2 separate regions of the Homo sapiens genome follow, and region 1 is linked to region 2. Evidence: chromatin contacts called from ENCODE Hi-C or POLR2A ChIA-PET data. All regions are on one chromosome and are shown on one strand. The core of a region is the stretch at or near the end of the contact, and the rest is flanking DNA. Distances in the headings are between cores, read along the strand shown. Region 1 overlaps PNPLA7 (patatin like domain 7, lysophospholipase). Region 2 overlaps EXD3 (exonuclease 3'-5' domain containing 3).

Evidence for each region. A loop is a pair of places that touch in the nucleus more often than their neighbours do. ChIA-PET counts read pairs that join two places held with the same protein, here RNA polymerase II (POLR2A). Pooled maps may share reads with other maps.
Region 1: a loop to region 2 is called in a pooled map, with 2.2 times the contacts of the local background. The contact joins two enhancer-like sites. A Hi-C loop is called at or near these places in 1 of 37 single-sample maps with no recorded cell type and 1 of 50 pooled maps. POLR2A ChIA-PET finds 5 or more read pairs at or near these places in 4 of 52 experiments (B cell, activated B cell, activated CD4-positive, alpha-beta T cell and 1 more).

The regions. Positions count from the first base shown.
Region 1 is chr9:137,533,261-137,540,418 of GRCh38, reverse strand. The region is part of intron 8 of PNPLA7 (patatin like domain 7, lysophospholipase); the gene reads left to right. Among named protein-coding and RNA genes, the nearest start is that of PNPLA7, 14 kb to the left of the region's middle. RefSeq lists an enhancer at 5,477-5,536. Within about 2 kb of position 5,323, at least 7 of the 41 ENCODE cell types and tissues checked have a DNase peak (open chromatin) inside an H3K27ac peak, as active enhancers do; they include B cell, where a contact is called at or near this core.
Region 2 is chr9:137,322,491-137,329,498 of GRCh38, reverse strand. EXD3 (exonuclease 3'-5' domain containing 3) reads left to right here. Exons shown (of 22, transcript NM_017820.5): 18 at 5,356-5,409; 19 at 5,643-5,774. Among named protein-coding and RNA genes, the nearest start is that of NRARP, 24 kb to the right of the region's middle. Within about 2 kb of position 2,623, at least 3 of the 41 ENCODE cell types and tissues checked have a DNase peak (open chromatin) inside an H3K27ac peak, as active enhancers do; they include B cell, where a contact is called at or near this core.

The DNA.
Region 1 (7,158 bases), core at 4,074-6,573, 210 kb before region 2:
GTCTCTTAAATGACTGTTGTTGAACTGGGTCATAAATGCATGTGGTTCAGCATTCAAAAGGCACAAAGTGTTGTAGAGGGAAGGCGTTTTCTCCTCTCCTCAGGCCCAAGGCCCTCCCGAGGGACCAGCCACCCCCGTTTCCTGCAGGTCCTGCTGGGCTCTTCCCTGCTGGCGCCGTCTTTCTGTGGCTCCCAGTCTTTTGCTTTTCGTCGTTGCAGTGAATGGTTTCCTGTGTCCATCGTTTCCGATACCAGAGCCTGATCTGCAGGATAAATCCTAGGGTGGACTTGCAGGGTCCCAGGGATGCAGACTTGTAATTTTGAAAGGTGCTGCCGGGCCGGGCGCAGTGGCTCACACCTGTAATCCCAGCACTTTGCGAGGCTGAGGTGGGTGGATCACAAGGTCAAGAGATCGAGACCAGCCTGGCCAACGTGGTGAAACCCCGTCTCTACTAAAAATACAAAAATTAACTGGGTGTAGGGGCAGGCGCCAGTAATCCCAGCTACTTGGGAGGCTGAGGCAGGAGAATCGCATGAACCCGGGAGGTAGAGGTTGCAGTGAGCCAAGATCCTGCCACTGCACTCCAGCCTAGGCAGCGAGAGTGAAACTCCGTCTCAAAAAACAAAACAAAACAAAACAAAAAATCATGTATCATGTTGTCTCATGATTTTTAACTTTTTATTATGAGACAGTTCAAAAATGTGCAAAAATAGTAAAATCACCCCATGTGCCCAACATTAACTAGAATTATTTTTTTTTAGGCTGGGTCTTGCTCTGTCGCCCAGGCAGTGGCATGATCTTTGCTCATTGCAACCTCCGCCTCCTGGGCTCAAGCAATTCTCTCACCTCAGCTTCCCAAGTAGCAGGCGTGCACCACCATACCTGGCTAATTTTGTATTTTTTTGTAGAGATAGAGATGAGGTTTTGCCATGTTGGCCAGGCTGATCTTGAACTCCTGGGATCAAGTGATCTGCCTACCTCAGCCTCCCAAAATGCTGGGATTACAGGCATAAGCCATCATGCCAAGCCATTAACTAGAAGTTTTTTTGTTTTTTGTTTGTTTGTTTGTTTGTTTTGAGATGGAGTCTCGCTCTGTTGCCCAGGCTGGAGTACAATGGCGCAATCTTGGCTCACTGTAACCTCCACCTCCCAGGTTCAAGCAATTCTCTTGCCTCAGCCTCCCGAGTGGCTGGGATTACAGGCATGCGCCACCATGCCCAGCTAATTTTTGTATTTTTAGTAGAGAACAGCCTTGGTAAGGCTGATCTCCAACTCCTGACCTCATAATCTGCCTGCCTTGGCCTCCCAAAGTGCTGGAATTACAGGCGTGAGCCACTGCACCCAGCCTGAATTTTGTTGTTTTTTTTGAGACAGGGTCTTGCTCTGTTGCCCAGGCTGGAGTGCAGTGCCACGATCTTGGCTCACTGCAGCCACTATCTTCCAGGTTCAAGTAATTCTCCTGCCTCAGCCTCCTGAGTACCTGGGATTACAGGAATGTGCCATCACACCTGGCTAATTTTTGTATTTTTAGTACAGACGGGGTTTCACCATGTTGGCCAGGCTGGTCTTGAACCCCTGACCTCAAGTGAGCCACCTACCTCAGCCTCCCAAAATGCTGGGATTACAGGCCTGAGCCACCGCGCTTGGCCCATTAACTGGAATTTAATGTGTGTTTAATCTTTTTTTCTTTGAGTAAAACCTACATGCAGTGAAACAAATCTTTAGTGTCCATTAGCTGAATTTTGCTAAATGCCTCTCAACTCAAAAGAGGTAACTGATTTTAATCTTACTCTTTTGAGTTACACCTTTTGCATTCATTGTTAGCTGTGTATCAAGGTAACTTCTACCTCAGTTTCTCTAGACTTTGTTAGGAGAGTTTTCTAGAGCTCACCAGAACCCTGGCTCGGATGCATTCAGGCAGAACCAAGCGCTAGGTCCTTGCATGAAACCTCGCACTGGAGCCTGGGTGGTGTCCTCTGATCCCATCCTATGTTCCTCTGCTCGGAAAGGACGTAACAAGCTCCAGCCAGACATCGGGGTGTCCAGGGTGCTCACTCTGCTCCCCGGCAGATGGGCACAGGTGCGCTTTGAGCTGTTTGGGGCCTGGGGTGGAGGCGTGGGTGGGACCTCGGCATCTCGTTGTGCTCCCTGGGACTTGTGTATCTTCACGTGACGCGTGGCCTGTGCTGGGGAGGCTGCCGGCCTGGGGAGGGAGAAGACACCCACCTCCTTTGAGCAAGGCTGACCTGCCGTTAGAAGGCCGGTGCTCATCTTCGAGGGAGCCCCCAGCGTGGCTTGGGGCAGAGTGGGGTCCCAGCCACCAGATCCACCTCTGTGCACCTCTTTGGAGCCTCTGGTTAGTGTGTCTCTGGAGCTGAGGTGGGCTTCTCAGGGACTCCTGGATGTGTAAGGGGCACCTGTGGGCCTGAGAAAAACTGGGAAAGGACCACAGGAGCTTTGGTCTACGTGGACGTAAACCCGTTCAGCACGGGGCATCTGTATGCGACCTACCTTGGATGATTCGTTTCTCTTTAAGCAAAAAATAGCTTCACTGGGGTAGAGGCTTTCTCCATTATTTCTTTGTTCTTTCTGATCTTGATCTTGTTGTGATATTCAGGTTGGGCCTCACTTATCACAGTGCAGCCATGCCTGTTCCAGGAGAGGGGAGCTGTGCGCTGAGACGGGCCGGGTTCCTCTCAGCTGCTGCGATCCGTCTCATCCGCGTTGGTGTCACAGCCCCTCTCCCTTAGGGGTGGGAATGGATCTTCCCTGAGTGTAGTGGGAGTAAAAAATGGGAGGTGATTGGCTGAGCACGGTGGCTCACGCCTGTAATCCCAGCACTTTGGGAGGCCGAGGTGGGCGGATCACGAGGTCAGGAGATCGAGACCATCCTGGCCAACATGGTGAAACCCATCCCTACTAAAAATACAAAAATTAGCTGGGTGTGGTGGCGGGTGCCTGTTATCCCAGCTACTCGGGAGGCTGAGGCAGGAGAATCCCTTGAACCAGGGATTTGGAGGTTGCAGTGAGCTGAGATTGTGCCACTGCACTCCAGCCTGGTGACAGAGTGACACTCCAACTCTGTCTCAAAAAAAAAAATGGGGGTGATATCTGAGAGAGGTAATTCTGTATTGTGATCAGTTGATCATCTGCCGTGACATCGTTTTTCCTCATCAAACTTTTGTGTTTGTCATTTTAACAAAACTTAAATTCTTGCAAAATAACATGGACAGATTCTAAAAACATACTTAAAGTTTTATCAACAGTGGCCGTCTGTCCCCTCACACTGAAAACGCTTCGGTTCCTTCTGAGCAGCTTTTCTTGCTGTTTCCTAACCCATCCATTCTAGACACACTGACTTCCTGTTGTGGGAGATAAAGTGTGGCTCGGTGGATGGCCCCCATGCTTCCTGTTGTGGGAGATGAAGTGTGGCTCGGTGGATGGCCCCCATGCTTCCTGTCGTGGGAGATGAAGTGTGGCTCGGAGGATGGCCCCCATGCTTCCTGTCGTGGGAGATGAAGTATGGCTCAGAGGATGGCCCCCATGCTTCCTGTCGTGGGAGATGAAGTGTGGCTCGGAGGATGGCCCCCATGCTTCCTGTCGTGGGAGATGAAGTGTGGCTCGGTGGATGGCCCCCATGCTTCCTGTCATGGGAGATGAAGTGTGGCTCCGTAGATTGCCCCCATGCCTCATGCTACGTTCCCATCTGCACCGCTCATGGGCGGTTCTTTCGACTTCATGGATACTATTCACAGCTGAGCTATGTAGTGTACTATAGTTAAATTTCCTTTCTTGCAACTTTCTCTTTTTCTTGGAATTAACAGTTGTGTTATTTTTGGCTACTTGGTGATTTTTCTGTGCACCTGTTACAGATTCACGACCTGAACCAGCGGCTTATTTTTGGCCTCTTGGTGATTTTTATATGCACCCATTACAGATTCACGCCTGAACCAGCGGCTCCGTGAATGCTTTTTTGCTCTGGGAAGCGCCCCTGCTAGGAGCCCCCATCCTCTTGCCCAGTCGGACCCTCCCCAGGCCTGCTGTCCAGACGCCATCCCAGGACCACCCACCCTTCCTTCCCCTACACAGGGCTCTTGCTGCTGCTTTCTCGGCCGGCGTGTTTTGGTGGAGCAAATCCTCCATTCACTTCCTGAGACAGGATGCCAGGGAGGTGTATGTTTGGAAACCTTAGAAATCTAGAATTGTCTTTATTCTACACCACCTTTGTCTTTTTGTTGTACTTTTTCTTTTCTTTTTTTTTTTTTTGTGATGGAGTCTTGGTCTGTCGCCCAGGCTGGAGTGCAGTGGCGCGATCTCAGCTCACTGCAAGCTCCGCCTCCTGGGTTCACGCCATTCTCCTGCCTCAGCCTCCTGAGTAGCTGGGACTACAGGCGCCCACTGCCACGCCCGGCTAATTTTTTGTATTTTTTAGTAGAGACGGGGTTTCACCATGTTAGCCAGGATGGTCTCGATCTCCTGACCTCGTGATCTGCCCGCCTCGGCCTCCCAAAGTGGTGGGATTACAGGCATGAGCCACCATGCCCAGCCTTTTTGTTATACTTTCTAGATTTTTTCAACTTTATTTTCCAAATCTTCCATTGAATTTTTAATTTCTGTCATATTTTTCATTTCAAGAGGTTTTTTCTGTTAATTTTTTTTTTTTTTTGAGACGGGGTCTTGCCCTGTCACCCAGGCTGGAGTGCAATGGCGTGATCTCAGCTCACTGCAACTCCTGCCTCCCGTGTTCAAACGATTCTCCTGCCTCAGCCTCCCGAGTAGCTGGGATTACAGGTGCCCACCACCATGCCCAGCTAATTTTTGTATTTTTAGTAGGGACGGGGTTTCACCATGTTGGTCAGGCTGGTCTCAAACTCCTGACCTTGTGATCCGCCTGCCTCGGCCTCCCAAAGTGCTGGGATTACAGGTGTGAGCCACTGCGCCTGGCCCTGAATGTTCTTTTTAAAAAAGTATCTTTGTTCTTATGTTTTAATTTTTAAAAATTATCTTGTTCTTACTTCATGGATAAAGTAAGATGGGTTTTCTTTTGCTCCCTGAGTTGTTTCTGACCTGAGTTTTTCTTCTCTGTTTATTTTGGCTTCTGTCTTTCTGATCAGGGGCTTTTCTGCCTCCAGCAGTCACTTTATGTGTGAATGAAGTTCTTATTGAACACAAGTGTGCAAACCAGCATAGCTGCATCTCACAGAAATAATGTGGAGCCCAAGAGGCCAGCAACAAAAAGCACACACTGTGTAATTTCACTCACCTGAGGCTCAGCTACCAGCTGTACTGACACTTGAGGACAGAGGCTGGCCAGCCAGCTTTCTCTGTAAAAGGCCAGAGTGTAAATATTTCAGCTTTATGGGCCACGTGGTCTCTCTTGCAGCTACTCAATGTGGCCATCTAGTGTTCCAAAAAAAACTTCCTTTACAAAAAACGTGCGGTTGGAGGGACTTGGTGTTGGTGTTTGGCCCTGCTGGGGTTAAGGTCTCATTAGTGGTTGCCTGTTAGAACGCGCGGTTCGAGGGACTTGGTCCTGGTGTTTGGCCCTGCTGGGGTTAAGGTCTCATTAGTGGTTGCCTGTTAGGGGTTTAGGTTGGGTATCGACCCGGGGAGGCGTAAGGTAATCTAGATTACTGGAAATGTTCTACATATTGATTTCGGTGGGAGTTACATGGGTTAACTACAAAACGAAAACAGCGTGATCCACCTGAAAGCTGCATATAGGCTGCGTGTGCATGGGGTCAGGGCTCGTTAACAGGGGACACTCCCTGCAGGAGGACTGAGCAGGACGCTGGCTCTTTCCTTCATGGTTTGGGAGTCTACAGGTCAGGGTCTGTAGGTCTTTTTTTTAGGGCAGCTTCTCAGAAAGGAATCTGCGTATGTTCTGCTGTGGTGGCACTGGGTTGGAGGAGGGGGAGGAGTCTGGGAGTGCTCCCATCTGGAGTGGACACTGTTGGGGAGGAGTCTGGGAGTGCTCCTGTCTGAGTCTGGGAGTGCTCCCATCTGGAGTGGACACTGTTGGGGAGGAGCCTGGAAGTGCACCCATCTGGAGTGGACACTCACTGAGGAGCCTGGGAGTGCTCCCGCCTGGAGTAGACACTGTTGGGGAGGAGCCTGGGAGTGCCCCCGTCTGGAGTGGACACTCACTGAGGAGCCTGGGAGTGCTCCCGCCTGGAGTGGACAGTGTTGGGGAGTAGTCTGGGGGTGCTCCCATCTGGAGTGGACAGTTGGGGAGGAGTCTGGGGGTGCTCCCGTCTGGAGTGGACACTGTTGTGGAGGATTCTGGGAGTCCTCCCGCCTGGAGTGGACACTGTTGTGGAGGATTCTGGGAGTCCTCCCGCCTGGAGTGGACACTGTTGGGGAGGAGTCTGGGGGTGCTCCCATCTGGAGTAGACACTGTTGTGGAGGATTCTGGGAGTCCTCCCACCTGGAGTATACACTGTTGTGGAGGATTCTGGGAGTCCTCCCGCCTGGAGTGGACACTGTTGGGGAGGATTCTGGGAGTGCTCCTGTCTGGAGGGGACACTCACTGAGGAGTCTGGGAGTGCTCCTGTCTGGAGTGGACGCTGTTGGGGAGGAGTCTGGGGGTGCTCCTGTCTGGAGTGGACACTGTTGGGGAGGAGTCTGGGAGTGCCCCCGTCTAGAGTGTACACTGTTGTGGAGGATTCTGGGAGCCCTCCTGCCTGGAGTGGACACTGTTGGGGAGGAGTCTGGGAGTGCTCCCATCTGGAGTGGACACTCAGGAGTCTGGGAGTGCTCCCATCTGGAGTGGACACTTGGGGAGGAGTCTGGGGATGCTCCTGTCTGGAGTGGACACTGTTGTGGAGGATTCTGGGAGTCCTCCCGCCTGGAGTGGACATTGTTGGGGAGGATTCTGGGGGTGCTCCCGTCTGGAGTGGACACTTGTGGAGGATTCTGGGAGTCCTCCCGCCTGGAGTGTACACTGTTGTGGAGAATTCTGGGAGTCCTCCCGCCTGGAGTGGACACTGTTGGGGAGGAGTCTGGGGGTGCTCCCGTCTGGAGTGGACATTCACTGAGGAGTCTGGGAGTGCTCCCATCTGGAGTGGACACTTGGGGAGGAGTCTGGGGGTGCTCCTGTCTGGAGTGGACACTGTTGTTGAGGATTCTGGGAGTCCTCCCGCCTGGAGTGGACACTGT
Region 2 (7,008 bases), core at 1,374-3,873:
GACCCCGTGTAGTCCCGTGTAGCTCCCGTGTAGCTCCCGTGTAGCCCCGTGTAGCTCCCGTGTAGCTCCCGTGTAGCCCCGTGTAGCCCCGTGTAGCCCCGTGTAGTCCCGTGTAGCTCCCGTGTAGCTCCCGTGTAGTCCCGTGTAGCCCCGTGTAGCCCCGTGTAGCTCCCGTGTAGTCCCGTGTAGCCCCGTGTAGCCCCCTGTAGCCCCGTGTAGCTCCCGTGTAGCCCCGTGTAGCCCCGTGTAGCTCCCGTGTAGCCCCGTGTAGCCCCGTGTCGTCCCGTGTAGCCCCGTGTAGCCCCGTGTAGTCCCGTGTAGCTCCCGTGTAGCCCCGTGTAGCCCCGTGTAGCTCCCGTGTAGCTCCCGTGTAGCCCCGTGTAGCCCCGTGTAGCCCCGTGTAGTCCCGTGTAGCCCCGTGTAGTCCCGTGTAGCTCCCGTGTAGCCCCGTGTAGCCCCGTGTAGCCCCGTGTAGCTCCCGTGTAGCCCCGTGTAGCCCCGTGTAGCCCCGTGTAGTCCCGTGTAGCTCCCGTGTAGCCCCGTGTAGCCCCGTGTAGCCCCGTGTAGTCCCGTGTAGTCCCGTGTGACCCTGTGTAGTCCCGTGTAGCCCCGTGTAGTCCCGTGTAGTCCCGTGTAGCCCCGTGTAGCCCCGTGTAGTCCCGTGTAGTCCCGTGTGACCCTGTGTAGTCCCGTGTAGCCCCGTGTAGTCCCGTGTAGTCCCGTGTAGCCCCGTGTAGTCCCGTGTAGTCCCGTGTAGCCCCGTGTAGTCCCGTGTAGTCCCGTGTAGTCCCGTGTGACCCTGTGTAGTCCCGTGTAGCCCCGTGTAGTCCCGTGTAGTCCCGTGTAGTCCCGTGTAGCCCCGTGTAGTCCCGTGTAGTCCCGTGTAGCCCCGTGTAGTCCCGTGTAGTCCCGTGTAGCTCCTGTGTAACTAGTCTGTTTCTTCCCTTTGACCCGTTTCCTTTGGTTTTTTCCCGTATATTTACTTTATTTACCAGTTGTGTTTGTTTTTACTTTTGTTTTTACTCATCATATAGGTGTATATTAGTTGTTTTTACTCATCATATGAGTGTATATTAGTTGTTTTTACTCATCATATGAGTGTATATTAGTTGTTTTTACTCATCATATGGGTGTTTATTCGTTGTTTTTACTCATCATATGAGTGTATATTAGTTGTTTTTACTCATCATATGGGTGTTTATTCGTTGTTTTTACTCATCATGTGGGTGTTTATTTGTTGTTTTTACTCATCATGTGGGTGTATATTTGTTGTTTTTACTCATCATATGGGAGTATATTAATTGTTTTACTCATCATATTGGTGTATATTAGTTGTTTTTACTCATCATGTCGGTGTTTATTCGTTGTTTTTACTCATCATATGGGTGTATATTAGTTGTTTTTACTCATCATATGGGAGTATGTTAGTTGTTTTTACTCATCATGTGGGTGTTTATTCGTTGTTTTTACTCATCATATGGGAGTATATTAGTTGTTTTACTCATCATATGGGTGTATATTAGTTGTTTTTACTCATCATATAGGAGTATATTAGTTGTTTTACTCAGCATATGGGAGTATATTAGTTGTTTTTACTCATCATGTGGGTGTTTATTCATTGTTTTTATTCATCATGTGGGAGTATATTCGTTGTTTTTACTCATCATATGGGTGTATATTAGTTGTTTTTACTCATCATGTGGGTGTATATTTGTTGTTTTTACTCATCCTATGGGAGTATATTAGTTGTTTTTACTCATCATGTGGGTGTATATTTGTTGTTTTTACTCATCATATGAGTGTATATCAGTTTTTTACTCATCATATAGGTATATATTGGTTGTTTTTACTCATCATATGGGTGTATATTTGTTATTACCACGAAGTAACTACTTTCTGTTTCCCTTTTTTTCTTTCTTTTTGTGGTAAAACATACATAACACGAAATTGACCATTTTAACCATTTTTAAGTGTACAATTCAGTGGCATTAGCACATTCACTGTATCACATATCCATCACCACCACCCCTTTCCAGAACTGGGTATCATCCCAAAGACTCCATACTGGCCGGGCGCGGTGGCTCACACCTGTAATCCCAGCACTTTGGGAGGCCGACGCGGGCGGATCACAAGGTCAGGAGGTCGAGACCATCCTGGCTAACATAGTGAAACCCTGTCTCTATTAGAAATACAAAATATCAGCGGGCCGTGGTGGAGGGCGCCTATAGTCCCAGCTACTCAGGAGGCTGAGGCAGGAGAATGGCGTGAACCCGGGAGGCAGAACTTGCAGTGAGCCAAGATCGTGCCACTGCACTCCAGCCTGGGCGACAGAGCAAGACTCTGTCTCAAAAAAAAAAAAAAAAGACTCCGTACCAATAGTTATCTCCCCTCCCCTCCTTCTAGCCCTGGTGGCCACTGTTCCACTTTCTGCCTCTATGAATTGACCTGTCCTAGGTACCTCGTAGACGTGGAATCATATAGTATCTGCCCATTTGTATCTGGCATCTTTCACTCGGCGTGTCGTAAGGGTTTATTCACGACGTAGCCTGTGTCGGAACGTCCTTCCTTTTTTTTTTTGAATGTGGCTGCTACGAACACTGATGTATGAGGATGTGCTTGAGTTCCTGCTTTCAGTTCTTTTGCATATACAGCTAAAGGTGAAACTGCTGAATCCTCTACTGACTCTGTGTTTAACTTCTTGAGGAACCTTCACACTGTTTTCCACGGCGGCCACACCATTTACCTTCCCGCCAGTGACGCATGAGAGTTCAGTTTATCCACATCCCACCAACATTTATTTCCCTTTTTTTTTATAAAGGCCACCCTAATGGATGTGATGTCTCACTGTGGTTTTTATTTGCATGTCGCTCATGACGAATAATGTAGAGCATCTTTTCATGTGCTTATTGGCCACGCGTATATCTTTGAAGAAGTGTCTATTTAAGTCCTTTGCCAACTGTTTTTTTTCTTTTTGAGATAAGGTCTCACTTTGTTACCCAGGCTGGAGTGCAGTGACACGATCACAGCTCACAGCAGCCTCAGCCTCCCAGGCTCAGGCCATCCTCCCGCCTCAGCCTCCCAAAGTATTGGGATTACAGGCGTAAGGCACCGTGCCCTGCCCTTCAATTTTTAAACTGGATTATTTGCTTTTCTGTTGTTGAATTATAGGGTTCCTCCTATACTCTGGATATCAACCCCTCGTCAGATACGTGATTTGCAAATACCGACGTCTCCACCCTGAGGTGTTTTATTCCTCCAGAGTGTCCTACGTGTACATTTCACTGTAATGAGGGTCCAGTCGCTCCAGTGTTTCTTTTGCTGCCTTTGCTGCGGTGTCATATCGAAGAAATCCTGGCCAAATACAGCGCCAGGAAGTGTTCCCCTGTGTCTTCTTCTAAGAGTCTTTTTTTTTTTTTTTTTGAGACAGGTTCTCACTTTGTAGCCCAGGCTGGAGTCTGATGGCGCAAACACGGCCCACTGCAGCCTTGACCTCCCGGCTCAGGTGATCATCCCACGTCGACTTCCTAAGTAGCTGGGACTACAGGCACGCCTGGCTAGTTTTTTTATTTATTGCAGAGATGGGGTTTTGCTCTGTTGCCCAGGCTGGTCTAGGACTCCTGGACTCAAGCAATCTACCCATCGCAGCCTCCCAAAGTGCTGGGATTACAGGCACGAGCCGCCTTGCCCAGCCTCTTCTAAGAGTTTTATAGTATTAGCTCTGATGTTTTTGAGTTGGTCTTGCACTCTTAAAGATAACTAACGATTTGGCCGGGTGCGGTGGCTCACACCTGTAATCCCAGCACTTTAGCAAGCCAAGGCAGACAGATCACCTGAGGTCAGGAGTTTGAGACCAGCCTGGCCACCATGGAGAAACCCCGTCTCTACTAAAAATACAAAAATTAGCTGGGTGTGCTGGTGCATGCCTGTAGTCCCAGCTACTTGGGAGGCTGAGGCATGAGAATCGCTTGAACTCGGGAGGCAGAGCTTGCAGTGAGCCGAGATTGTGCCACTGCACTCCAGCCTGGGCGACACAGTGAGACTCCATCTCAAAAAAAAAAAAGTTAACTGATGATTTTAAGGAACCATTCTGAATGCATGGAAAGGTGTCCCGTGTCCTCCTCCGCACCTGTTCCCTGGCTGGCATGTTGCCCCCCTGTGGTGTGGGAGCCCTGCTGGCTCCTGAGTCCTTGGATGTGACACTTGGCTCTTCACTGTTGCTTTCTGCAGCATCTAGACGCTCCGGCCTCGTTGTCTGCATTTCTACCTTAGATCTGGAATCAGTCATTTCTCCAAAAAGCTCGGGCTCCTTTTAGTGTAAAATGTATGTAGAAACCAGTTTTGGGTACAGGGCACTCCCGGCGATGGGATTGGGTCTTGTCTCTAGGCCTTTGCAGTGGACTGTGTGGAAATACACTTTTAAAAATATATATAACATACATCAGAAATTCATACTGAAGCTTTCTATTCAGATCTGGAGTTTTCTTGTAAGCTTAATATGCTTAATTTTGGCCAGGCGCGGTGACTCACACCTGTAATCCCAGCACTTTGGGAGGCCGAGGCGGGCAGATCACGAGGTCAGGAGATCGAGACCATCCTGGCTAACACGGTGAAACCCCGTCTCTACTAAAAATACAAAAAATTAGCCAGGCACGGTGGCTGGCGCCTGTAGTCCTAGCTACTTGGGAGGCTGAGGCAGGAGAATGGCATGAACCCAGGAGGCGGAGCTTGCAGTGAGCCAAGACAGCGCCACTGCACTCCGGCCTGGGCGAAAGAGCGAGACTCCGTCTAAAAAACAAAAAAAATCCTTAATTTTAATTTTGTATCTCCTTTGTCAGCTGAAAACTCTCATACTCACAAAATCAGCAAAATGATCCATCTGTTTTATGCCACAGTTCATACAAAGCTTTGGGAAGAGCCACGTCGACACTGTCACCCAGAGCATCGTCATTGCAGGGTTTTCTTCATTTTTGATGTGTAGTTGGCTCCCTATGAGCTAGGGGCAAGTTACTGTGTTTTCAAATCTCTACAGAGTCTCTTGGAATACTTCTGTGTATGTTTTATGTATTTCATTTTCTTCTGCTTTTGAGGGATGGCTTTTTAAATTCAATTTTGTTTCTAATTATGAAAAAAAAATGTTTGCGTGGTGCCAAGATTAAATCTATACAATGAGGCGACACCCAGGACCCGGCAGAGGGCTCCTCACCACCCAAGACCCCAGGCAGAGGCCACCCTGGAGGACAAAAGGGGCCTGGGGCAGGGCCACGATCCGGGGAGCTAGGGGGTGGCGAGCAGAGGTGGCCCAGTCCAGGAGCACGGAGCTGCCCCCTTTATGTGCTGGTCGCACCTCCCACACAGGTTGCCAGGCAGGAGGGGAGGATCATTCTGACGTCGGGGCAGCCATTCCACAAGGTGAGTGTCCCAAAGATAAGCTCAGTGGGCCTGAGCCCCATCTTCCCAAGCCCCCAGCCCCTCGGCCACCCCCACCTCAGGGTCAGCTTGCCGTGGGGCCGACCCCCAGCGCCTCTGCCGTACCCCTGGTGGGCCGAGAGAAGGCTCCTGCCCCATGCTGGCGGAGGCGGGCTGGGCCTGGGCAGGTGCTGGGCTCTGCACTGCCCCTCAGTAGCCGAGCCGTGTCTTTGCAGCTCCGGGCCCAGGTCGGGGCTGGGCGCTGCCTCTCGGTCGACTGCTCCCTGAAGGCCCAGCAGCAGGCCAAGGCTGTGCTCAAGCATTTCAACGTGCGTGTCACCCACGCAGACATCTTCAGCCGCTGCCAGGTGGGTCCTGCGCACCCCGTCCTACCTGGGGCTGGCACAAGATCTGGAGCTACGGGGGTGTCCAGGGAGGTGGGCCCCACCCTAGACAGTGGTGGGTCTGGGGTGGGGTGTCGGCAGAGCATCCCTCGTGGTCCAGGGTGAGGTGTCGGCAGAGCATCCCTCGTGGGTCCGGGGTGAGGTGTCGGCAGATCATCCCTCGTGGGTCCGGGGTGAGGTGTCGGCAGATCATCCCTCGTGGGTCCGGGGTGGGGTGTCGGCAGATCATCCCTCGTGGGTCCGGGGTGGGGTGTCGGCAGAGCATCCCTCGTGGGTCCGGGGTGGGGTGTCGGCAGAGCATCCCTCGTGGGTCCGGGGTGGGGTGTCGGCAGAGCATCCCTCGTGGGTCCGGGGTGGGGTGTCGGCAGATCACCCCTCGTGGGTCCGGGGTGGGGTGTCGGCAGATCATCCCTCGTGGGTCCGGGGTGGGGTGTCGGCAGAGCATCCCTCGTGGGCCCGGGGTGGGGTGTCGGCAGATCACCCCTCGTGGGTCCGGGGTGGGGTGTCGGCAGATCACCCCTCGTGGGTCCGGGGTGGGGTGTCGGCAGATCATCCCTCGTGGGTCCGGGGTGGGGTGTCGGCAGATCACCCCTCGTGGGTCCGGGGTGGGGTGTCGGCAGATCACCCCTCGTGGGTCCGGGGTGGGGTGTCGGCAGATCACCCCTCGTGGGTCCGGGGTGGGGTGTCGGCAGATCACCCCTCGTGGGTCCGGGGTGGGGTGTCGGCAGAGCATCCCTCGTGGGTCCGGGGTGGGGTGTCGGCAGAGCATCCCTCGTGGGTCCGGGGTGGGGTGTCGGCAGAGCATCCCTCGTGGGTCCGGGGTGGGGTGTCGGCAGAGCATCCCTCGTGGGTCCGGGGTGGGGTGTCGGCAGAGCATCCCTCGTGGGTCCGGGGTGGGGTGTCGGCAGAGAATCCCTCGGGGGTCCGCGGTGGGGTGTCGGCAGAGCATCCCTCGTGGGTCTGGGGTGGGGTGTCGGCAGAGAATCTCTTGGGGGTCCGGGGTGGGGTGTCGGCAGAAAATCCCTCGGGGGTCCGGGGTGAGGTGTCGGCAGAGCATCCCTCGTGGTCCGGGGTGAGGTGTCGGCAGAGCATCCCTCGTGGTCCGGGGTGAGGTGTCGGCAGAGCATCCCTCGTGGTCCGGGTTGAGGTGTCGGCAGAGCATCCCTCGTGGTCCGGGGTGAGGTGTCGGCAGAGCATC